Linked DNA regions of Homo sapiens: region 1 is linked to region 2. A link is an interaction called in ENCODE POLR2A ChIA-PET data of the cell type or tissue named here. Cell type or tissue: K562. All regions are shown on one strand. Each heading gives the region's core, and the rest is flanking DNA. Links, peaks and the distances in the headings are about the cores only. Region 1 has its middle 13 kb from the start of CDKAL1. Region 2 overlaps E2F3 (E2F transcription factor 3).

Region 1 (12,044 bases), core at 5,161-7,660, 100 kb before region 2:
AGCACAGTGGCTCACGCCTGTAATCCCAACACTTTGGGAGGCTGAGGCGGGTGGATCACGAGGTCAGGAATTCAAGACCAGCCTGGCCAACATGGTGAAACCCCGTCTCTACCAAAAATACAAAAATTAGCCAGGCGTGGTGGTGCATGCCTGTAATCCCAGCTACTCAAGAGGCTGAGGCAGAGAATTGCTTGAACCCAGGAGGCAGAGGCTGCAGTGAGCGGAGATCGTGCCACTGCACTCCAGCCTGGGCAACAGAGCGAGACTGTCTCAAAAACAAAAAAAAAAGAAAGAAAGAAAAAAGTTTATATACTAATAGGTAGAGATAGACAAAACACAAGAAATATCATATGAAGATTGTATTGTGCATTGAAAGGTGATAAAGATGGCCACAAAATTACAGCAGATTAAGAAAAAGCAGAATCAGGCCTTGCAGTTTTTAAAGATGGTGGTCAGAGTAGGCTTATTGAGAAAAAGACGTTTAAGTAAAGGCTCAAAAAATGTGACGGGGTCAGCCAAAGAATGTATGGGGGAAGAGCATTCAAGGAAAAGGGGCCACCTAGTGGAAAAGCCTTCAGGTAGGAGCATACCTGACCTGTTTGAAAAACAGCAGGTTACATGACCAGCCTGGGCAACACAGCAAGACCCCACCTCTACAAACAATTTAAAAATTAGCTGGGCATGGTGGTATGTGCCTATATTCCCAGCTACTCAGGAGGCTGAGGCAGAAGGATCCCTTGAGCCCGGGGAAGTCAAGGCTGCAGTGAGCTATGATCGCACCACTGCACTCCAGCCTGGGTGACAGAGCAAGACTATGTCTCTAAAAATGTAGATCAGAGTGGTTTGAATCAAGTGAGTGAGTGAGTAGTAAAAGAGGAGATCAAAACTAGATCGCGTAGAAAGTGAAGGAAACATGTAGGGCCTCATAGGCTATAGTCAGAACTTTGACTTTTACTCTGAATAAAATGAGAACCATTAGAGCATTAGGAGAAGAGAAGTAGATCAAGGAGGCTGATTAGAAAGCTGTTGCAATAATCCAGGCAAGCACTGACAATGTCCTGGACTGGGAGGCAGCAAGAGAGGTGATGAGAAGTGATTTGATACTGGACATATGGAAAGACAAAGCCCATAAAATGTCTTGTAGATTGGAATTGAGGTAGGAGGGCAAAAAAGACATAAAAGATGACTTTAAATGTTCTGGCCTGGACAAGAAGAATGAAATTGCCATCCATGGAGATGGAAAAGATTGCAGGTGGAGCAGGTTTGGGAGTAGAAATGGAGGTGATCAGGAGTTCAGTGTTTTTAAGTTTTAAATTTTCTTTAACCTTTCATTTTGAAATAATTTCAGATTTTAAGTGGCAAAAGTATTCCAATTAATTCATGTATAGCCTTCACCCACCTTCCCCAGGTGCTAATTTTTTTTTTATTATTATACTTTAAGTTCTAGGGTACATGTACACAATGTGCAGGTTTGTTATATATGTATACATGTGCCGTGTTGGTGTGCTGCACCCATCAAATCATCATTTACATTAGGTATTTCTCCTAATGCTATCCCTCCCCCTCCCCTCACCCCACTACAGGCCCCAGTGTGTGATGTTCCCCACCCCATGTCCAAGTGTTCTCATTGTTCAGTTCCCACCTGTGAGTGAGAACATGTGGTGTTTGGTTTTCTGTCCTTGAGATAGTTTGCTCAGAATGATGGTTTGCAGCTTCATCCATGTCCCTACAAAAGACATGAACTCATCCTTTTTTATGGCTGCATAGTATTCCGTGGTGTATATGTGCCACATTTTCTTAATCCAGCCTATCATTGATGGACATTTGGGTTGGTTCCAAGTCTTTGCTATCGTGAATAGTGCCTTTATACATACGTGTGCATGTGTCTTTATAGTAGCATGATTTATAATCCTTTGGGTGTACACCTAGTAATGGGATAGCTGGGTCAAATGGTATTTCTAGTTTTAGATCCTTGAGGAATCACCGCACTGTCTTCCACAATGGTTGAACTAGTTTACACTCCCACCAACAGTGTAAAAGTGTTCCTGTTTGTCCACATCCTCTCCAGCACCCAGGTGCTAACACTTTATAGAACCAAATTACAATTATCAATACCAAGAAATTAACATTGACATGATACTACTTGGGCTTTGTCTTTCATGCTCTCTGTTAGCTACATCTCTCCCTGGAATTTTTCCAATTATTTTCTTACAAGTGATAAATCTGTAGAAGAAATTCAGGGACTTGCAGTTCCACTAACAGCAACTCTCTTTGAGAGTGAGTGGTGAGGCTGGGCACAGTGGCTCATGCCTGTAATCCCAGTGCTTTGGGAGGCCAAGGCGGGCGGATCACCTGAGGTTGGGAGTTCAAGACCAGCCTGGCCAACACGGTGAAACCCCGTCTCTACTAAAAATACAAAAATGAGCTGGGCGTGGTAGCCGGCACCTGTAAGCCCAGCTACTCAGGAGGCTGAGGCAGGAGAATCGCTTGAACCTGGGGGGCAGAGGTTGCCATGAGCCGAGATTATGCCACTGCACTCCAGCCTGGGCAATAGACAGAGTGAGACTCCGTCTCAAAAAAAAAAAAAAAAAAAAAAAAAAAAAAAAAAAAAACAGAGAGAGAGAGTGAGTGGTGAGAATACCAAAGGCCAAGGAGGGTTTTGCTAGTGAGAAACTGTCAAAGAACAGAACAGAACTCCTGCAGCAGTCAGTTTTATGAGAATTTATTCCCTGAACCTACAGAAAAGGCAGATTTAAATTGTAACAGCTGGGAGGGGAGGAAGTAGAAGGAAGTATTCCATTTGGTTTGTTTGCTTATTCTAAATTTCTCGAAGGCCTCCTTGGGGGTTGTTGTCTATTCAACAGGAAAGTAAAAGCAGAGATCAAAAGTCAAAGCAAGCCAGAACAGAATAAAGGAAGCAAGGCTTTTTGTCTTATGCTTTGTTGTGTTCTTATATTTGCCCTCTATAATTTCTCAATGATGATTGGTAGGGAGACAGAAAAAAATGTTTAGTTTAGTAAAAAGGCACTCAGTGAATTGTTACAGCATTTCTTTTCAAAGCATGTATTTAATTATGTTAGGTATAAATATGGGCAGAATTCATATCCAAAATGAATTTGCTTGGAGCAAAACGACTCCCTGAAGTCGATTTGTTTTCATATAATTATGATGTATTATTAGATAAATGACATATGGAAGTATATTTAATTGATTGCTGATTATCTTAGCTAATGGAGGGAAACAATGGTGTGGTTAATCCAAAATAATCTAAAGTCATTTTGATTTGATTTTGAAAAAAAATTGCTTTACATTTAGCAACAAATTGGGTATTTTTAACATTCTAAGATTTTTTATATCTTCAAATAAAGCAATGAAAACATACTGAGTAAAAATATATTCAGCTCATAGCCTGGCCCTGCACATATTAAACTGGCAATAAATACACGGTAATTAATAGCCAGAGAGTTTCATAGCTTCCTTATCTATCTTCTAGCAACTGTGCCAGTCATTTTTCCTCATTCAGGAGACCCTCTTCTTACCTATGCTAATGGGCACAGGCTATCTCAGCCTCTGCTAGTGGGCATGTGACTAAGTCTAGCTGAATCAGAGCCTGGTACTCCTCTGGCTACAGTTATAGATTTCATGAGTACCTGTAACCTTGTACATTTACTCATGGACAGGATATTGTATCTTCCCTGGCAATAGTTTCATGGAAGAGTACATGGTAACAGCTGTGAGTCTCCAGCTATCATTTTACAAAATACGGTCATGCCTTTCTGGCCCTAGTTGATCTATCTAGAGTAGATCTCCACCAAATCAAGCCAATCATAGCTCTTTCCCCCATGAATTAGAAACTAAGGCTAAGAGATTCCAGTATCACCTTTGACATCACTTTAACAGGAGTTGCAAGTTAGGAAGCTTCCACGTTACTGTGTGAGAACAGAAAGTTATTCTAGAGAGGGAGAAAAAGACAAGAAAGAAGCAGTCAGACAGAGAGAAATAGAGACGAAAACTGAAGACAGAAGTACTGATTCTGATCCTTTAAAGGCCAGCCTACATTCTTAATCCTTGGTTCCCTAAGGGTACAAATTTGAATTTTCATATTAATTTTTTTGAAGCTAGCTCCTGTTGGATTCTCATTGTCAATCAAGAGTCTTTACTAATTCTGCATTCCCTAGAGATAGTAGCAGGGAAGGCGATGAATGTATTAATCCAGGGGTGGGAATTTGTAGGGCAGGTAGAGTAGAAAGAGAGGAGGGGAAGGCAACTGAAGGTATGGGTGGGAACACAGTTGAAGCGGCTAGAAATGAAGGTCAAGTTGGATTGAGAAGAAAGAAAATCAGCCAGGCATGGTGACTCACTCATGCCTGTAATCCCAGCACTTTGGGAGGCTGAGGCTCAAGTGATTTACTTGAACCCAGGAGTTAAAGACAAGCCTGGGCAACACAGGGGACCCTGACTCTATAAAAAAAAATTAAAAAATTAAATTAGCCGGGTGTGGTGGCACACACCTGTAATTCCAGCTACTTGGGAGGCTGAGGCAGGAGGATCACTTGAGCCTGGGACATTGAGGTTAGCGTGAGCCATGATTGCACCACTGCACTCCAGCTTGGGTGACATAGAGCAAGACCCTGTCTCAAAAAAAAAGAAAGAGAACCCAAAATGGGATAAACCCAACTAGAAGAAAGGACAGCGCTGAGGCTGGAGAAGGTTAGGTGAATCTGCTGCCTTGTGAGTCAGAATGACGGGAAGGAAAGGAGGCTGTGTTCTGAGAGTAAGTTGTCAAAAGTAGAGGAGTCCTGAATTATAACAAGGTCGAGGATGTGGCTGGGAGAGTGGCCTGTTGAAAGAAAGTAATAATTGGAATACAGGTTAGGGAACTCTCAGGCTAAGAAGTGGAATGTATAAGTTACCTAGGAAAGTGGTAGAAGTTAGGCAGAGAAGAATGTGAACCAGATGTCAAAACCTCAGTGGATATGTGTTTGTTAGAAATGTAAGCTATTGATACAATCAAAATTATATTGGAGATTTTAATTCTTCAGTGTCAATAATGAGAATCTGAGTGGATAAAGTATTGTGTAAAAGGTCCTGACATGTTCAAATATAGACTTAATTGATATTCAGAATAAATTAAATAAGGTAGATTTATATTGTATTTATAATGCATACAAAATGTGCTCTGTAAAGTAGTATAGAGATTATGGAATACAGTATGGAGGTTCCTCAGAAAACTAAATATAGAACTACCATATAATCCAGCAATCCCACTGCTGGGTATATATCCAAAAGAAAGGAAATCGGTATATCAAATAGACATTTGTTGGTACTCCCATGTTTACTGCACCACTCTTCGCAATATCTAAGGTATGAAATCAATCTAAGTGTCGATCAGAAGATGGATAGGTAAAGAAAATGTGGTCCATATATAAAATGGAATATTATTTAGCCATTAAAAAAAAGAATGAAATCCTGTTATTTGCAGCAACATAGATGGAACTAGTAGTCACCATGGTAAGTGAAATAAGCTCAGCACAGAAAGACAAATGTTCTCACTCATATATGAGAGCTAAAAAAGTGGATCTTTTGGAGGTAGAGAGTAGAATGATTGTTACCAGAGGCTGGGAAGAGGAGGAGGTTGCAGGGGATGATGAGGAGCCGGTTAATGGGTAGCACAAGAATACAGTTAGGGCTAGGCGCAGTGGCTTACGCCTGCAAACCCAACATTTTGGGAGGCCGAGGCAGGTGGATCATTTGAGATCAGGAGTTTGAGACCAGCCTGGCCAGCATGGTGAGACCCCTGTCTCTACTAAAAATACTAAAATTAGCCGGCTGGATGGTAGTGGTATACACCTATAATCCCAACTACTTGGGAGGCTGAGGCAGGAGAATCGCCTGAGCTTGGGAGGCAGAGGTTGCAGTGACCCAAGATTGTGCCACCGCACTCCAGCCTGGGTGAAAGAGTGAGACCCTGTCTCAAAAAATAAAAAATACAGTTAGATAGAAGGAATAAGTTATATTATTCAATAGTACAGTTGGAAGATTATAGTTAAAAATAATTCATTGTATATTTAAAAATAGCTAGAAGAAAAAAATATGTTTCCAACATGAAGAAAAGATAAACGTTTATGGTGGTATATATCCCAATTACCCTGCTTATCATTATACATTGTAAACAGGTATCAAAATATCACATGTACCCCAAAAATCTGTACAACTATTATATATCAATTTTAAATTTAGATTTTAAATTTAAATTACTCAGTTGTGATTAAAAACAGAAATTAATTTTAAAAATAAAATAAAAACTAATTACTTACATGAAAAGTTCATTCTTCTAAAAAATAGACTTATCTGGCTGGGGGCGGTGGGTCACGCCTGTAATCCCAGCACTTTGGGATGCCGAGGTGGGCAGATCACCTAAGGTCAGGAGTTCGTGACCAGCCTGACCAATATGGTAAAACCCCGTCTCTACTAAAAATACAAAAAATTAGCCAGGTGTTGTGGCAGGTACCTGTAGTCCCAGCTACTAGGGAGACTGAGGCAGGAGAATCGCTTGAACCCGGGAGGCAGAGGTTGCAGTGATCTGAGATAGCGCCACTGCACTCCAGCCTCAGCAACAGAGTGAGACTCTGTCTCAAAAAAAAAAAAAAAGTACTTAATGCCACTGAAATGTACAGTTAAAAATAGTTAAAATGGTAAAATTCAAGTTGTGCATATCTTACCAAAATAAAAAAGATTTAAAATTTAAATATTAATATAAAATTAAATGAGTTTAGTTTAATCCTTGAACAACTAATATTGTTACAACAATGTAATAGAGAAATTATAAATTATCAAATGCTATTTAGTTGTATACAATGTATCTATTTTTGAATAAATAATAGATTTACATGGTACAAAACAATGCATCAGGAAGAGTAAATCTCCCCTTGATCTACCCAGTTCCCAGAGACAACCCTGTTACCTACCAGAGCTAATATATATATTTACTCCAATTACTATATGTAACACTGTATGCACAATCTTGCAACTTGCTACCAATAGAGTGAATTTCTTTTTTCTTTTTTTTTTTCTGAGACAGCATCTCACTCTGTCACCCAGGCTGGAGTGCAGTGGTATAAACATGGCTCACTGTAGCCTCGACCTCCTGGGCTCAAGTCTCCTCCTGCCCCAATCTCCCTAGTAGCTAGGGCTACAGCTGTGACTCATCATGCCTGGCCAGAGAGTGATTTTTTTTTAATTGATTGATTGATTGAGACGGAGTCTCATTCTGTCTCCCAGGCTGGAGTGCAGTGCTGCGATCTCAGCTCACCGCGCCCACTGCCTCCCAGGTTCCAGCAATTCTCCTGCCTCAGCCTCCCGAGTAGCTGAAATTATGGGAACGCACCACCACACCTGGCTAATTTTTGTAATTTTAGTAGAGACAGGGTTTCACCATGTTGGCCAGGCTGGCCTCGAACTCCTGACCTCAGGTGATCCATCCGCTTTGGCCTCCCAAAGTGCTGGGATTAAAGGTGTGAGCCACCGCACCCGGCCCAGAGTGAACTTCTTAATCAGCTAAAATGGTCCCTTTTCCTCCAGTGGGTAGATTTAAAGTAGACATTGGTAATGATTTCTTTTCCTGAGGTTACATCTCTTGAGCACCAAGAGTGTGGCAAGTGCATTAGAGGTTTAGAGGTGAAACAATCACCAGGTTGAGTCTAGAACTGGACCTCTGGGCCTCTGTTTCTTAGCAGCAGACTCTAAAGTTCCATCCTACTTTTCGAACAGTTAGCTAATGAAATTCATCTCTGCATCTGTCTTGAGGCAATTTAGATGTTCTAGGGTAGGTATACAGGTGAGGCTAATCGGCTCCAGGCCTGCAGTCCAGCCACATTTCTGTAAATGATAATTGCCTACTTTGTCAGCCATAAGTGCCTTCAGGAGGTAGCTGAATGGGACCTATGGGATCAGGAATAATTTAAAAATATTATGCTGGGCGTGGTGGCTCACGCCTGTAATCCCAGCACTTTGGGAGGCCGAGGTGGGAGGATCACCTGAGGTCGGGAGTTCGATACCAGCCTGACCAACATGGAGAAACCCTGTCTCTAATAAAAATACAAAATTAGCTGGGCATGGTGGTACATGCCTGTAATCCTAGCTATTTGGGAGGCTGAGGCAGGAGAATCACTCGAATCTGGGAGGTGGAGGTTGCGGTGAGCCAAGATCACGCCATTGCACTCCAGCCTGGGTAACAAGAAGGAAACCTCATCTCAAAAAAAAAAAAAAAGAAAATTGATGCTAGCTCTTAGATTTCTGATGAGCTACTTTCAATTTAACACTCCTTTTTGGGGCACCATGACATAGGCCATAGGAAACAGCCAACACACTCTAAAATTCTGGCATTGTTGTACTATGTTCTCTAACATTCCATCCTTTGTCAAGAAATGGTCCACGTCCCAAGATAAAATACACGATAGCCATAGTCATTTGACTGAGTGTTTCCATTTCATGTGAAGGGTTAGTAAGATTACCAACATTCAGCCTAGGCCTGAGGGGTGTTTACGTTTCTTTTCTTTTCTTTTTTCTTTTTTTGAGACAGAGTCTTACTCTGTCACCCAGGCTGGAGTGCAGTGGCATGATCTCCGCTCACTACAACCTCCACTTCCCAGGTTCAAGCGATTCTCCTGCATCAGCCTCCCGAGTAGCTGGGATTACAGGTGCGCACCACCATGCCCAGCTAACTTTTTATATTTTTGGTAGAGATGGTGTTTGACCATGTTGGCCAGGCTGGTCTCAAACTCCTGACCTCAAGCGATCCGCCTGCCTTGGTCTCCCAAAGTGCTGGGATTACCGGGGTGAGCTACCACGCCTGGCCTACTTTTCTTAAAACTACCTTTAACTTAGATGATTCTACAATTTAGTGTCTTTTATACCAAATTCTGATATGAATTTCTTATCATTTTTCAAACTTCTTTTTGTTTTTTTGAGATGGAGTCTCACTCTGTCACCCAGGCTGGAGTGTAGTCACGCAATCTCAGTTCACTGCAACCTCTGCTTCCTGGGTTCAACTGATCCTCCCGCCTCAGCCTCCCAAGTTGCTGGGACTACAGGCATGTGCCACCACACCAGGCCTAATTTTAGTATTTTTTAGTAGAGACGGGGTTTCACTATGTTGGCTAGGCTGGTCTCGAACTCCTGACTTCAAGTGATCCACTCACCTCCGCCTCACAAAGTATGGAATTACAGGCATGTGCCACTGTGCCCAGCCTCAAACTTCTTTTTAGTTACAAATAACAGAAAACACTACCAAATTGGCTTATATTAAAAAATATATATGTTATTAGCTTGTGTAGCTTGGTCTTATGATCTTGGTCCAGATTTCACTTCAATCAAGGCTGGTGAAGGAAACCAGAATATTTCACCCCCAAGATATGCCTTTTGGCATACATATTTGTTGTTGTTGTTGTTATTTTATTTTATTTTATTTTTTGAGACAGGATCTTGCAGTGTCACCCAGGCTAGAATGCAGTGGCAAGATCATGGCTCACTGCAGGCTCAACCTCTTAGGCTCAAGCAATCCAGGCTGCTTCAGTAGAATTTTTTGTAAAGACAAGGTCTTGCTTTATTGCCGAGGCTGGTCTCGAACTCCTGGGCTCAAGCTATACTCCTGCCTTAGCCTCCCGAAATGCTGGGATTACAAGCATGAGCCACCACAGCCATCCTGGCATAAATATTTTTAAGCTAGAGACAATTGGGAAGCAATAGTTTATAGAAAAGGTCTGTTTGAGCTGCTCCTTCTTACCTATGGCTGGCCATAAAAATTCCCGTGAAAAAGATGCAGAAGGGATCCTGCCTGTCCTTTCTGCCTAAAGACAGACATGCAGATTATCATCCACTTAGCTCGGAGACTGGCACCAGTGGGCCAGAGGAATCTTGGAGCTGACTTTATTACCTTCCCATAATTTCCCCACCTTTTGGGAGCCTAAAGCTGCTTATTCCTTTGTCTTGTCACTTCTAAATTATTGCTCTTTGTTAGGTATGCTTTCTAAACCAGGACTCTTAGCCACCATTTTGAGAGATACCTTCAAATCGGGATTTCTCCTGCACGGTGGGCACAGCAGGCATTAAAAATAAAAAAATGCTTGTTTTTCTCTTGTTGATCTGTCTTTTGCTACAGAGATGTCCCAGCTATGAACTTATAAAGGTTGAGAAAAGAAATTACATTTTCTCCCCTTCACTGAATTGGGAAGAAGGTTAAATAAAAATATCATCAGGAAGTGTCTCTATTCCTTGTTTCGGGAAGATCGGAGTTATTCTCTGGCTCCATAGCGAAACAAGATGGCTGCCTGCAGCAGCATCTTCCCGGATTCAATTCAATAAAAACATTTTGAAAGATGCCTTTCAACAATCCCAGCAAAAGTCTAATTTTGTTTTATTCATTTGATTGGGTTACATAATTGTTCCTGAACAGATTCATGTGGCCAGAAGAGTGTAATATTCTAATTAGCTGGACTAAGTCACAGGAACTATTTTTTTTCTTTAGATGACAGTTTCATTGAGATGTAATTCACATACCATAAAATCTACCCCGTATGAACTCTTCGAAAGTAGGATATGGAGTGACACCACCTAAAGCACTTGGACTGGCTGGGCGCGGTGGCTCACGCCTGTAATCCGAGCACTTTGGGAAGCTGAGGTGGGTGAGTCATCTGAGGTCAGGAGTTTGAGACCAGCTTGGCTAACATGGTAAAAACCCATCTCTACTAAAAATACAAAAATTAGCCAGGTATGATAGCGCATGCCTGTAATCCCAGCTGCTAGGGAGGCTGAGGCAGAATAGCTTGAACCTGGGGGGCAGAGGTTGCAGTGAGCTGAGATGGCACCACTGCACTCCAGCCTGGGCGACAGAGTGAGACTCCATCTCAAAAGAAAAAATAAATAAATAAGCACTTGGAATGGAAGTTGAGGAGGTGAGGTTTCCCAGAGCAGAATGGGCACCGATATTATTAAAGAAAGGGTGAATGGATACTGGCCCCCAAAACTGAATTTCTAAGGATCTTACCTGAAGGGAACTGTATACTGTGGATTTGTAGAGTTTAGCAATTACTCCCTGTGTTGCCTCCCTGTGAGGTGCAGTTTAAAACAAATTACTCATTGCTTTGCTTTTCTTATTCTATTATCCTCCATATTCATTTTTTTTTCTACAAATGTTGCAAAGTCTTAGTTCAGCCAGGCACAGTGTCTCATGCCTGTAATCCTATCACGTTGGGAGACCGAGGTGGGAGGATCACTTGAGGCCAGGAGTTAGAGACCAGCCTGGGAAGCATGGCAAGACTCTGTCTCTACAAAAAAATTTTAACAATTAGCCAAGCATAGTGGCACACGCCTGTATCCCAGCTACTCAGGAGGATTGCTTGAGCCCAGGAGTTTGAGGCTGCAGCGAGCTATTATCAGGCCACTGCACTCCAGCCTGGGCGACAGAGGGAGAGCCTTTCTCTAAAAAAAGAAAAAGTCTTAGTTCCCAGACTTATATTCACTTCCGTACCTGGCTCTGTGTTTGTGTATAGTAAAATCAAAGTTTTCTGAATTTCCTTATTTAAAAATCACTTTCTTTGTTCAGTCATAGCATTAATTCTCTAGCAATAGCCTGGGAAGGCTGTATGGTTGATTGAGAAATACCTATATTAGGGCTTCCCAATGAGCTCTCTAAGCCATAGCATGGTACACAGGCTCACTTAATGTAGGGTAAAGGTTAAGAGCCCAGACTGGTCATCAGATGGAATCAGATACCACTTAATAATTCAGTAAATTAGGCCAGGCGTGGTGGCTCACGCCTGTAATCCCAACACTTTGGGAGGCCGAGGCTGGTGGATCACGAGGTCGGGAAATCGAGACCATCCTGGCTAACAAGGTGAAACCCTGTCTCTACTAAAAAATACAAAAAATTAGCTGGGCGTGGTGGCAGGAACTTGTAGTCCCAGCTACTAGGGAGGCTGAGGCAGGAGAATGGCGTGAACCCGGGAGGCGGAGCTTGCAGTGAGCCAAGATCGTTCCACTGCACT
Region 2 (12,044 bases), core at 5,474-7,973:
CGGTTGAACTCGGGAGGCAGAGGTTGCAGTGAGCCAAGATCAGGCCATTGCACTCCAGCCTGGGCAACAAGAGCGAAACTCTGTCTCAAAAAAAGCACTGTAATGGCCGGGTGTGGTGGCTCACACCTGTAATCCCAGCACTTTGGGAGGCCGAGGCAGGCAGATCACGACGTGAGGAGTTCGAGACCAGCCTGGCCAACATGGCAAAACCCTGTCTCTACTAAAAATACAAAAATTAGCTGGGTGTGGTGGTGGGCGCCTGTAATCCCAGTTACTTGGGAGGCTGAGGCAGGAGAATCGGTTGAACCCAGGAGGCAGAGGTTGCAGTGAGCCGAGATCGTGCCATTGCACTCCAACCTGGGCGACAAGAGCAAGACTTGGTCTCAAAAAAAAAGCACTGTAATGTCACATGTAGTCATCTGCCAAACAATGATGCTTTCAGTCGACAGCAGACTGTATATATTCCAGTGGTCCCATAAGATTATAAGACTGTATTTTTACTATACTGTTGCTATGTTTGGATACATACCACTGTGTTTAAGTTGCCTACAGTATTCAGCCCAGTAACATACAGTACAGGTTTGTAGCCTAGGAGCAAGAGGCTAGACCATAGAACCTTGGGGTATAGTAGGCTATACCATGAGGTTTGTGTAAGTACTCTCTATGATGTCTGCAAAATGATGAAATTTCCTAATGACACATTTCTCAGACTATATCCCCATCGTTAAGTGACACATGACATTATAAAAACTAAATAAACATATGTAGAAAGAAATACATCATAGAAAAATCAAAAGAAACATAATAGGCTTGGGCAAAACAATACAGGGATACCACATTTCATTGTGCTCCACGGATACTGCAGTGTTTTACAAACTGAAGGTTTGTGACAACCCTGCATCAAGCTAGTCTATCAGCACCATTTTTCCAACAGTGCTTACTACATATCTCTGTCAAATTTTGGTAATTCTCGTAATATTTCAAACTTTTTCATTACTATTATGTCTGTTGTGGTGATCCGTGATCAGTGATCTTTGATGTCACTATTGCAATTACTAATGTCACTAAATAATGTTTAGTAACAATATATAATGGCAAACTTAATTGATAGCCATTGTGCGTGTTCTGAATGCTCCACCTTCCAGCTGTACCCTGTCTCTTACCCTCTTCTCGGGCCTCCCTATTCCTTAAGAAACAAGAATACTGAAATTAGGCTAATTAGTAATCCCACAATGGTCTCTTAAGTGTTCAGGTGAAAGGAAGAATCACACATCCCTCCCTCTAAATCAAAAGCTAGAAATTATTAAGCTTGGTGAGGAAATGTACGTCAAAACCTGAAATAGGCAAAAAACTAGGCCACTTGTGCCAAATAGTTAGCCAGGTTGTGAATGTGAAGGGAAAGGTCTTGAAGGACATTAAACATGGTACTCCATGAACACACAAATGACACGAGAACAAAACAGCCTTATTACTGATATGGAGAAAGTTTGAGTGGTCTGGATAGAAGATCAAACCAGCCACAACATTCCCTTAAGCCAAAGCCTAATCCAGAGCAAGGCCCTAAATCTCATCAGCTCTTTTGACGGCTGACAGGTGAGGAAGCTGCAGAGGTTGGAAGGTAGCAGAAGTTGGTTCACGACCTTTAAGGAAAGAAGCCTTCTCCATATCATAAAAGTGCAACGCGAAGCAGCAAGTGCTGACATAGAAACAGCAGCAAGTTATTCAGAAGATCTAGCTAAGATCACTCATGAAAGTGGCTACCCTAAACAACAGATCTTCAATGTAGATGAAACAGCTTTCTATTGGAAGATGATACCACTTAGTACTTGCATAGCTAGAGAGGAGAAGTCAATATCTGGCTTCAAAGCATCAAAAGACAGGCTGACTCTTTGGTTAGGGGCTAATGCAATTGGTGACATTAAGTTGAAGCCAATGATCGTTTACCATTTCAAAAACCCTAGGGCCCTTAAGAACTATGCTAGATCGCCGAGCGCGGTGGCACATGCCTGTAGTCCCAGCTACTCAGGAGGCTGAGGTGGGAGGATAGCTTGAGCCCAGGAGTTCTGGGCTGTAGTGCGCTATGCCGATCGGGTGTCCGCACTAAGTTCGGCATCAATATGGCGACCTCCTGGGAGTGGGGGACCACCAGGTTGCCTAAGGAGGGGTGAACCAGCCCAGGTCAGAAAAAAGAACTATGTTAAATCTACTCTGTGATCTATCAGTGAAGTAATAAAGCTTGAATGACAGCACATCTGTTTACAGCATGGTTTACTGACTATTTTAAGCCCATTGTTGATAACTACTGCTCAGAAAAAAAGATTCCTTTCACAATATTACCACTCATTGACAATAGACCTGGTCACACAAAAACTCTGATGGAGATGTACAAGGAGATTAATGTTTTCATGGCTGGTAACACAACATCCATTCTGCAGCCCATAAATCAAGGAGTAATTTTGAATTTCTAGTCTTATTATTTAAGAAGTACATTTTGTAAGGTTATAGCTGCCATAAATAGTGATTCCTCCAAAGGATCTGGATAAAGTAAATTACAAACTTTCTGGAAAGGAGTCTCCATTCTAGATGCCAATATCAACACTCATGGTTAATGGGAGGAAGCCAAAATATCAATATTAACAGAAGTTCGGAAGAAGTTGATCCCAACCCTTATGGATGACAGGGGTTCAAGACTTAGTGGAGAAACTGCCGATGTGGTGGAAGTAGCAAGAGAACTAGAATGAAAATGGAGCGTTAATAGGTGATTGAACTGCTACAATCTCATGTTCAAACTTGAATAGATGAGGAGTTGCTTCTTACGGATAAGCAAATAAAGCGATTTCTTGAGATGGAAGATGACTGTGAACAATGTTGAAATGACAACAAAGGATTTGGGATATTGCATAAATTTAGTTGATAAAGCAGCAGGACAGTTTGGGAAGGATTACTCTGATTTTGAAAGAAGGTCTAGTGTGGGAAAAATGCTATCAAATAGTATCACATACTACAGAGAAATCTTTTATGAAAGGAAGAGTCAATCAATGTGGAAAACTTGATTTTTTCTTATGTGAAGAAATTGCCACAGCTGCCCCAGCATTCAATGACTTCTTCCCTAAACAGCAACAGTCTTCAGTGTGAAGGCAAAACCCTCCACCAGCAAAAAGATGACTCGCTGAAGGCTCAGGGGATTGTTGGCATTTTGTAGCAATATAGTATTTTTAAGTTAAGAATATGTACGTTGGTTTTTGATATAATGCTGTTGCCCACTGAATAGACTACAGTACAGTGTAAACTTTATATGCACTGGGAAACCAAAGACTCCATATGACTTGCTTTATTGTGACATTTGCTTTATTGCTGTGCTCTGGAATCAGACCTGCAATATCTCTGAGGTATGCCTGTATTTACTATACACACACACACACACACACACACACCAGAGAAAGCCCATTATCTATAGTTCATTAAAAGTTCCAATAATTCAGTAAGAAAACTATAAATAGCCTTGGGCACAAAAATGATAAAGAATTCAAAGAGGCTACTCACAGAAATGCAAATTAGGGCAGATACTTAAATTTACTAATTCGTCTTTTTCATCATCTGTAAAATGTGGACAATAATCACACCCACTTTATAGAGATGTTAAGGTTTAAATTAGTGATTTCATATAACGTGCTTAAAACTATCCCTGACACATAAAAACATTCAATAAACATTAGTCAGTAGCAGTAATAGTAGCGGTGGTGGTGGTAGCAGCAGCAATAATTTAAAAAACATACAAGTAAAATAAGGAGGCAGGCTGGGCAACATGGTAAAACCTCATCTCTACAAAAAATACAAAAAGTAGCCGGGTGTGATGGCATGCGCCACTAGTCCCAGCTACTCAGTAGGCTGAGGAGGAAGAATCACTTGAGCCCGGGAAGCAGAGGTCGCAGAGAGCCAAGACTGCACCACTGCACTCCAGCCTGGGCAACAGAATGAGACTCTGTCTCAATAAATAAATAAAAATTGGCTGGGCACAGTAGCTTGCGCCTGTAATCCCAGCACTTTGGGAGGCTGAGGCGGGCAGATTGACTGAGCTCAAGAGTTTGAGACCAGCCTGGGCAACACGGTGAAACCCCAACTCTACTAAAATATGAAAAAAGTAGCCAGCCATGGTGGCGTGCGCCTGTAGTCCAGCTACTGGGGAGGCTGAGGCAGGAGAATTGCTTGAACACCTGGGAAATGGAGGTTGCAGTGAGCCCAGATCATGCCACTGCACTCCAGCCTGGGCAACAGAGCAAGACTCCATCTCAAAATAAGTAAGTAAGTAAGTAAGTAAATAAATAAATAAATAAATAAATAAAAGGAGGTACTATCTAGCATGAGCAGCAACTGCAAAAAGACTAATGTTACCTAGTGTTGGAAAAAGTATGAGAAAACAGGCAACTCTCTACACTTGTGGTGGGAATATAAATTTGTTCAGCCTTTTTGGAGGGTAATTTGGACCTATCTAATCTATCAGCATTTTAATATACATGCCCTGTGATATAAAAATTCAACGCTTAGAAATGCAGCCTACAGAAATACACACAAGCACAAAAACTTATGTACATAGATATCCAATGTAGCACTGTTCATAATAGCAATAGTTAAAATGAAAAATGACAGAAATGACCATCAAATGGGAATAACTAAACACATTCTGGCATATCTATATAACGAGTGGCAGCGCAGCTATTACAAAGAATAATGAGCAACAATATATACAGATAGGGAATTACGTCTCTGGAAATACTAAGCAAAAGGGCAAGCCACGATGTGCACTTTTGTATTTTTGAATCATTTTTACTTTTATATAAATAAAATATAGATTTGCAAATGATTATAAAAAGGAAAGGCCAAGCTGTGATTGTGGTTATCTCTGGGAAGGAAGCAAGATCAAGAGGGAATGAAGAAAGTATTTTCATTTTCACTCCACTTCCTTATATATTTTTTATTTTAAAAAAATAATAAGCAGGTACTAAAAACAAGTATTTTCTTACAAAAAAAAAAAGGTAACAAACAAATTCAGTGTTTCACACCAGAGTCATGGAACTGGACACCTGGGTGGGTGAATGACAGTGTCCATATGCTCCATAAGTGGCTAGCAGTACTCCCTCCCCTGCAGGTACGCTCTAGAGAGGAGACCACAGCTGGAAGGTACTAATGGGATCATTCAATGCCTTTACTCTGACACAGCTAATAACCTTCTGATCGAGAACACAGGCAATAACCAATTTCTGCAACTGTCCACTTGGCAGTTATACTTCTCAGGGTAAGTATTAAGTTCACAGTCTAGTTTGTCCGCCTTTAGAACTCTGATTAACACAAAGCCGCCCTCCAGATCAGTAAATCAGAATTCCTAATCCTGCACAGTTTAGGGCTAGACCTACTCCTATTGAGATCTCCCTAGGGTGCAAAAATTGCAAGAGACCTACCTTAGCTAAAACAGACAGCCAACTGGCTGGCCATTTTAACAGTTATTTGCATATTATAAGAAATAAAAAGCAAGACTTAAAAGAGCTCAACACTTGCCACTTGTTACTGTCGAATGTGATAATGCATCTCTAGTTCCATCTGACAAATATTTACAAAACTCGACTATATGGACAGCGCTGCTCTATTCCCATTTCTTTCACTCCACAAGTCAGATGGGAGGCCCACACGTCGGTCCCCAGTGCTGGATTTGGAAAAGAAGACAGTGGTTTAGTCACGCTAGACCTCCAGAGGTGGCTGTTGTTTGAGGGCCACCCCTTGTCTACCCTGACTACATAGAGCAGTGAAAAGTCAAGGGATTAGAGAAGCTGATCCTTACACTCTAGAGCAAGGCAGGAAGCAAGAAGTGAGGACTGCTTGCCTTCCTCCCCCAGCCTCTATAATAGAACCAACCACAAATGGCAAACTTAAAACTGTCACTGTAACCAGAACTTGTTTTGGCTGTAGGTAGACAGAAAGAGAGAGGAAATGCCCACCGATGGTCAGAGAGATATTTTTCGAATAGAACCACCAAGACGAACCTGGACTATATATAACAGAACCTGGTAATCTTTCATATGCATTTTCAAGACACAGGTTTTCTTCAAAAGGAACTACCAAACCGTCCCAAACACCCCTTTTAACATGGCTGTAATTAATTAGTGTTTGTGAATTAAATGACAGCTGTTAAATGGACAGGTTATATGCCTTATAAGCATATCCAGGCTTTGGGCTAGTGCAGAAATAAAAGTATTTCTGCCAGTCTGATCTGGGCCTTTTTTTTTTTTTTTAAATCCATTATCAGGAAATAAAAATCAAGTAACATCTTTTTAAATTTAAAAGTTTATTTAATTACACTTATTTTTTAAAAAGTTACTAACTTTTAAAACACTTATTTTTATTCAAAGTCATTACTTAAGATTTTGGATTCTATTATTTTGGTTACAATTTACATTATGGTATTCACTCATTCAGACTGTATGTAATCCAAAGCTTTTCACACAAAGAACCGTGGTGTCTATTTAATGCCTTTATTGGTTTTTATAATGAGTTGGGATTGGGGGGAAGACTGTACCAGCATTTATCAAACGGTCACCCTGTGCCCAGCTCCACACTGGACACTTTCCCATAGTCTCTCATTTCATTTACTTTTCACTGTATCTTTAAATACCCAAATTACCAGACATACAAAGGAGAGCTACCATTTCATTTTCAGATAAGCCTTGTCCATCCAGTTGGCAATTTGATTGCAGCTATAAAAATTTTTTAATGATGCCAGGTAAGAAGCCAATAAAAACTGAAGGAATTAAAAGAAAAAATAATTGTCAAACATGCCAGAAGTCTGGAGAAAAGTGGGGAAAGCAACTTCCTTGTATATCAGGCAAGGAAAAGCCTAGGGAAGGCTAAGAATTTCTGTTGCTGAGTCCCGTGTGCTGTGGTGACTTAGGAGGCCTCCCAAAGCCCTCCCATTTAAAGGAGGGGTGGCCAGGCCCAGGAAAGAGATCAAAGGGTACTGCTAGTTTTAAGTGTCTTGGTGTACCTAAGACTATCCTTTGTAAACTCTGATGTTACTAGAATCTCATGATATGAGCAACACCTTATTTGATGTTACCATATAACATTGCAGCCCAGTTACGGCCTGGGTTTCCCCCTACTCCTTTCTTTTCCCAAACACTGATTCACACACAAACTTGGTGCATTGGAATGACGTTGGGGACTTGTTAAGCCATACACCAGTGCTGCTCACCCCCACTTCCACTTCCTGAGTTTCTGACAGTGGGTCTGGAGTACAACCTGAAAACTTTCATTTCTAACAAGTTCCCAAGTAATGCTGCTGGTCCAGCACCACATACTTAGAACCATTTAAAAAATAAAAGAAAAAGAACCCATCAAAGACAAGACCAGGGTATTTATGATGTGGCAAAATCTTCACCAACTATGACACAAACCACACAGAGGCAGGGAATTTTGTCTGTTCTGACACTGCTGTATTCCTGGTACCTAGAATGGTGGCTGGCATATGCTAGGTGCTTAACACCTATCTGCTAAATAAATGGGTCAGCCGGCCCTGTGGTTGAAACTGGGGCCAGCGTGGGTATAGGTGAGCAAGGAAAATAGCTGCAGAAGCACCAGCAACAAAGGGAATGGCTGCTTACTGTTGAACTGTCCTGAAACGGAAGCCCAACTTAATGACAACCACAATAATGATATACATGAGGAAGACAACAAATGTCAGAGTGTTTAGCACATGGCCAGGGACGGAGCCAGCACTTTACAGGCATTATTGCATTCAATCCTTACAGTAACTCTGTGAGGTAAGAACCATGATTTTCCTCATTTAACAGACGAGGAAATGGGGTTTGGAGGGAAAGTGATGTGACCAAATCATCTAACTATGAAGTGGGATTAAAAACCACACTGAGAAGTTGACCCTGAGCAGAAAGTCGCTCTTAAATTACCCAGTTGGGTCAATGATAAATGCAAAACTTCCTTCCCTGAACTGCAGACTTTGATCCTTTCTTCTGCAAGTTAGAGAGGCTTCCAGCAGCCAATTAATATCATGCCTCATCATAAAAAAGACAGGGCTTAGGTGGCCTGCACAGAGCACTACCAAGAGTAGGGGCAGTGGATCCCAGTTCTGGGGTGCCATGGGGTGGTTAGGCATTCCAAAGTTAATCCAGCTATGAGAAATCCGTTGCTTTTAAAATGTATATCATATTTTAAAATTTAAATATGTACTATATATAGAAGAGGCAAACATGATATCCTCTTCTACCCTTTCTTCAAGGTCTAGTTCGGTGGTTCTCAGCTGGGGGTGATTTTGCTTCCCGGGGACATTTGACAGTGTGAAGATAATTTCGATTGTTGTTAACTAGTGGTGCTAATGGCATCTAAGTGGGCGGAGGCCAGGGATCCTGCTAAACTTGCTACAATGCACAGGACAGCCCTCCACCACTGTTAACTGCCCACAAACTATCACCACGGAGAAGTATCTGACCAAAATGTTAAGAGCGCTGAAGTCCTGTTCTAGTTTAAAACTTCCTGAAGCCTCCTTTGTCCCCTCCATCAAGTTTGGATGCCTAAGAAACTTCACTGTTATTTCCTTATGGTCTTCATTGCCCTTTCTTTTCTTAGTTATTGAAGAAAATGTGTCGTCTCCCTGTCTCCAGATGAACTCCTTGAGGGCCAGAAGGACACCTTAGTAGCCTCTGAAACTCCCAGAGTATCAGGAAGTGCATTCTGCACAAAAGCGGGTGTTCAGTAAGAGCCTGTCCAATAGTTTTCCCTGAAGGAGGTAAAAATGCCGAGAGTTCAGATTTGACAAGTACTCAAGAGTTCCTACCACGGGGAGTGGCGGGGGGAGGCAACTAAGGAACACAAAGTACATTTCCTATAAACACTATCTCATTTAATCCTTCCAGCCAGTGAAGGAGAGAGGATCACTATTTTAGGTAACTACAGCTCATGGATGTAATTTATAAAAGGTCACACACGGTAATTGGCAGAGCGTGTTTCTGGAGCCGGATCTTCAAGTCCACACGCCTTCCATACCACACTACTGTGTCACGCATGCATTTCCAAAGCTGAAAACCTTGCCTCCTAGAGACTATTCCCAGAATTGGGAAGTCTGAGATGCTAACAAGGAAAACAGCAACAAGAAAGGTGGGAAACTTTATGTTATTAGTGTGATCGTCACAAGTTCTGCTACCCAACATAGCGACAAAATTAGCCAACAAAAGGGGTGTTGCAAATTGGGTTTAAACACAAGTAACATATCAAAAGTCAATTATAGAGATACTTAGAATTTACACGGCTCTTTCCTAGACAGGAGTATTCAAAGGCTCATATGTTTAAACTTTAGAATGCTAGAGCTTAAGAAAATAAATTCAAGATTTTTTTTTTTTAATGAGAAAAATCAGAGAGTGTAGGAAATCATGGCAAAAAGAGCTATCTTGGTTCAGGACATGACTATGTGACCTGTCTGGATGCACAGTACTTTCCAGCTGGCTCTTTGCTTTGTGAGGTTGCAAACTGTGGGCTTTCTCACAGCAGCTAGGAGACGGGGTAAAGCATGTAATAAATAACATCTGATGGCTCGTCTCTGCGAGCCCTGACAGCATCGATCCCCAAAAATCAACCTGATGAATTTGTCTCGTTTTCATATTACAGAGGAAGAAGTGAAAATGATGAAAGGTTTTTGTGGCACCATGTTAAATTTCTTTTATTTGTAAGCTAGGGAGACCAGGTCTTGGCCTGCTATTGTTCATCAAGACTTCCACTATAACCTCTATGCCAAAGTCCCACTTCCGGTGCTCAGCCTTAGCCCCTCAGAAAACGGGATGGCCCATGGAGTCACTCACAACCACCCCATCCATTCTGACTAATCATGCCTTCCACACAGTGCACACCCCAGACAGAGGAGAAGCTTGGCCTCACCCATTCTTCCAGCCCCTGGAGTTAAATATTTGGGAGTCAAAGGTCTTGTATTTCTTTTCTCCCTTAATCTGCCCTTCACTTCCACCTGCCTTTTCACACCATCATTGTTGCCATCCTGCTTCCAGACTCATCAACTCAATAGCGCCCGTACTCTAAATGGTGTGCTCTGGTCCTCGTATTCACATTTCTCGCTCTGTCCACTTGGTTAGCTGTGTTTCAGGCAGGTCCAGACCAGACAGAATGAAAAGCCTTCCTACTGTTAAGGCAGAAAAACCACTCAAGGGTACCCAGCTGGTGCTGGTGCCTGGCGTCTAGCCACCAAGCCCACTTTGACCTCCTGAGCTCGGATTCTCAACCGCTTGAGAATCCAAGAAACCACTTCTTGTTTCACATCTTTTAAGTTTTGGGAGACCCATCTTTGTATGGTTTGCCTGGGCTACAACCTGGGAGTCTGCAAGTTTTGGAACCACGAGAGCAGGTATGAGGCTTGGGGCCCTGGGGTCTTTCCAAACGAGGAAGAGCTGAGATAAGCATTATGTGAATGGATGTGGCAGAAGGCTCCTGCCTTCACCTGGACAATCTAGTTTCAGTAACTTTTCCCTGTGCTCAACTAGCCGTGCTTCCAGAATGTTTCATCAGAAGATCTTAGGGCTTCTGACAGAGGATAGGGATGGAGCCTGGGAATCTGAATCTGTAACAAGTGCTACAGGCAATCAGGTAAACTTGAAAAACACTGGATTATTTCTTTTTGACAGGTATCTTGGATTTTTACTACTTAATACAATGCCAGAGACCACAGAGGATAAATACTAGGAATAAGCTGAGACTATGGAGCCAGGCTCCTTGGGTTTAATTTCAGTTGCCCCACTTATTAATGGGGCCCAGAGCCAGGCCATTAACCCCTGGCTGTCTGCTTCCCTGTGTAGAACAAGGATGATAATAATACCCACTTCATAGGTTGTTATGTGGATAATGTGCTAATGCGAGTAAAGCACTTAGTTTAGTGCCCTCGATACATGCGGGCACTCGATAAACATTAGCTATTATTATCCCATAGACCAGAGACTGCTGAGTGGCAGCCCTTAAGCCAAATCTGGCCTAGAGACCTATTTTGTTTGGCCTGCGCAATTTCCTTTTAAATTCAGCCAACATTTTAAAACTGGTAGATTTCTGGCATTTTGAGAAGGTTGAAGACCTGGCAAAACACAAGGCCTGCCATCCCCTCTGGCACCCACTGCCTGTGACCAGGTCCCAAGGCCCCCTTTTGATAGTACGTTTCTTCTTTATTCGTGAACAATCCCCACACCACTCAAACTTCCCACCCCCAATCTACTCCCCGCCCAGCCCTTGTAGAAAGGCAACTCCAATTCTAGATCAGTTTTGCCAACACATCCAACCTTCGGTCCTGTTATCTCCCCATACTGATGACTCTAGTCCAAATGCTGCCTCCTGACGCCAATCTTTCTGCCTGCCTGCCTTTGACTTATGTCTCCCCGCCAGAAAGGGCCTCCCCAATCTTCCCTTTCCACCAAGCCCAGTGGTTCCAACTGAGCACATTAAAAAAAGAAAAAAAATCCATGTCTTAATCTCACCTCTAGACATTCTGATTGGTCTGGGTGGGGCCTAGGTATCAGTATTTTTAAAAAGCGCCCTGGGAGATTCACATGTGTGCCCTAATGTACTCCAAGATTGACAACCGTGGCCTCCCCATCTCACGGCCCAGCTGGAGTCTGGTGACTCTCACCTGTTCCTCTGGCACTTTCTGTCGACACCACACAACTGAGGACTAGATGAGTCTTGTTTTCTCCCTACCGCCTGTTTAGTCTTGCTTGCAGATCAACTTGTGTTTAAAGCTTGTCTCCTCAACAGACTGTAAACTCAAGAGTGGGCGGATCACACCTCATACTTCTTTTGTATCCCCAATAGGACTAATGGGGTACCAAGCACATGGAAGGTGTCTAATGAAAATGCCTCTTCTCAGGTAGCTGAGCCTATAGTGTAGTGGGCACTGCAGGGACCACATGATGAAAAAGCAAGCCAGACCGATTTCTTGGAGCTTACAGGTTTGGAGGAGGAGTAAGTCATGAACATGCAAGATTAGGCTACGAGGCAGA

What was found. Peaks named below come from ENCODE experiments on the same cell type or tissue, not always from the same donor. Only the 100,000 strongest peaks of a DNase experiment are listed, where the experiment ranks them.
Region 1: POLR2A ChIA-PET joins it to region 2 with 6 read pairs; 24 of 35 experiments call an interaction of 5 or more read pairs at or near these places.

What each region holds. Positions count from the first base shown.
Region 1 is chr6:20,515,091-20,527,134 of GRCh38, reverse strand. No RefSeq gene overlaps it. Among named protein-coding and RNA genes, the nearest start is that of CDKAL1, 13 kb to the left of the region's middle. In K562, for the core only: no CTCF peak of the experiment used is centred there; no DNase peak of the experiment used is centred there.
Region 2 is chr6:20,411,829-20,423,872 of GRCh38, reverse strand. The region is part of intron 1 of E2F3 (E2F transcription factor 3); the gene reads right to left. It also overlaps the pseudogene RN7SL128P. Among named protein-coding and RNA genes, the nearest start is that of E2F3, 16 kb to the right of the region's middle. RefSeq lists enhancers at 5,759-5,828, 11,715-12,044. In K562, for the core only: a CTCF peak has its summit at 5,744; DNase peaks (open chromatin) are centred at 5,792 and 6,960.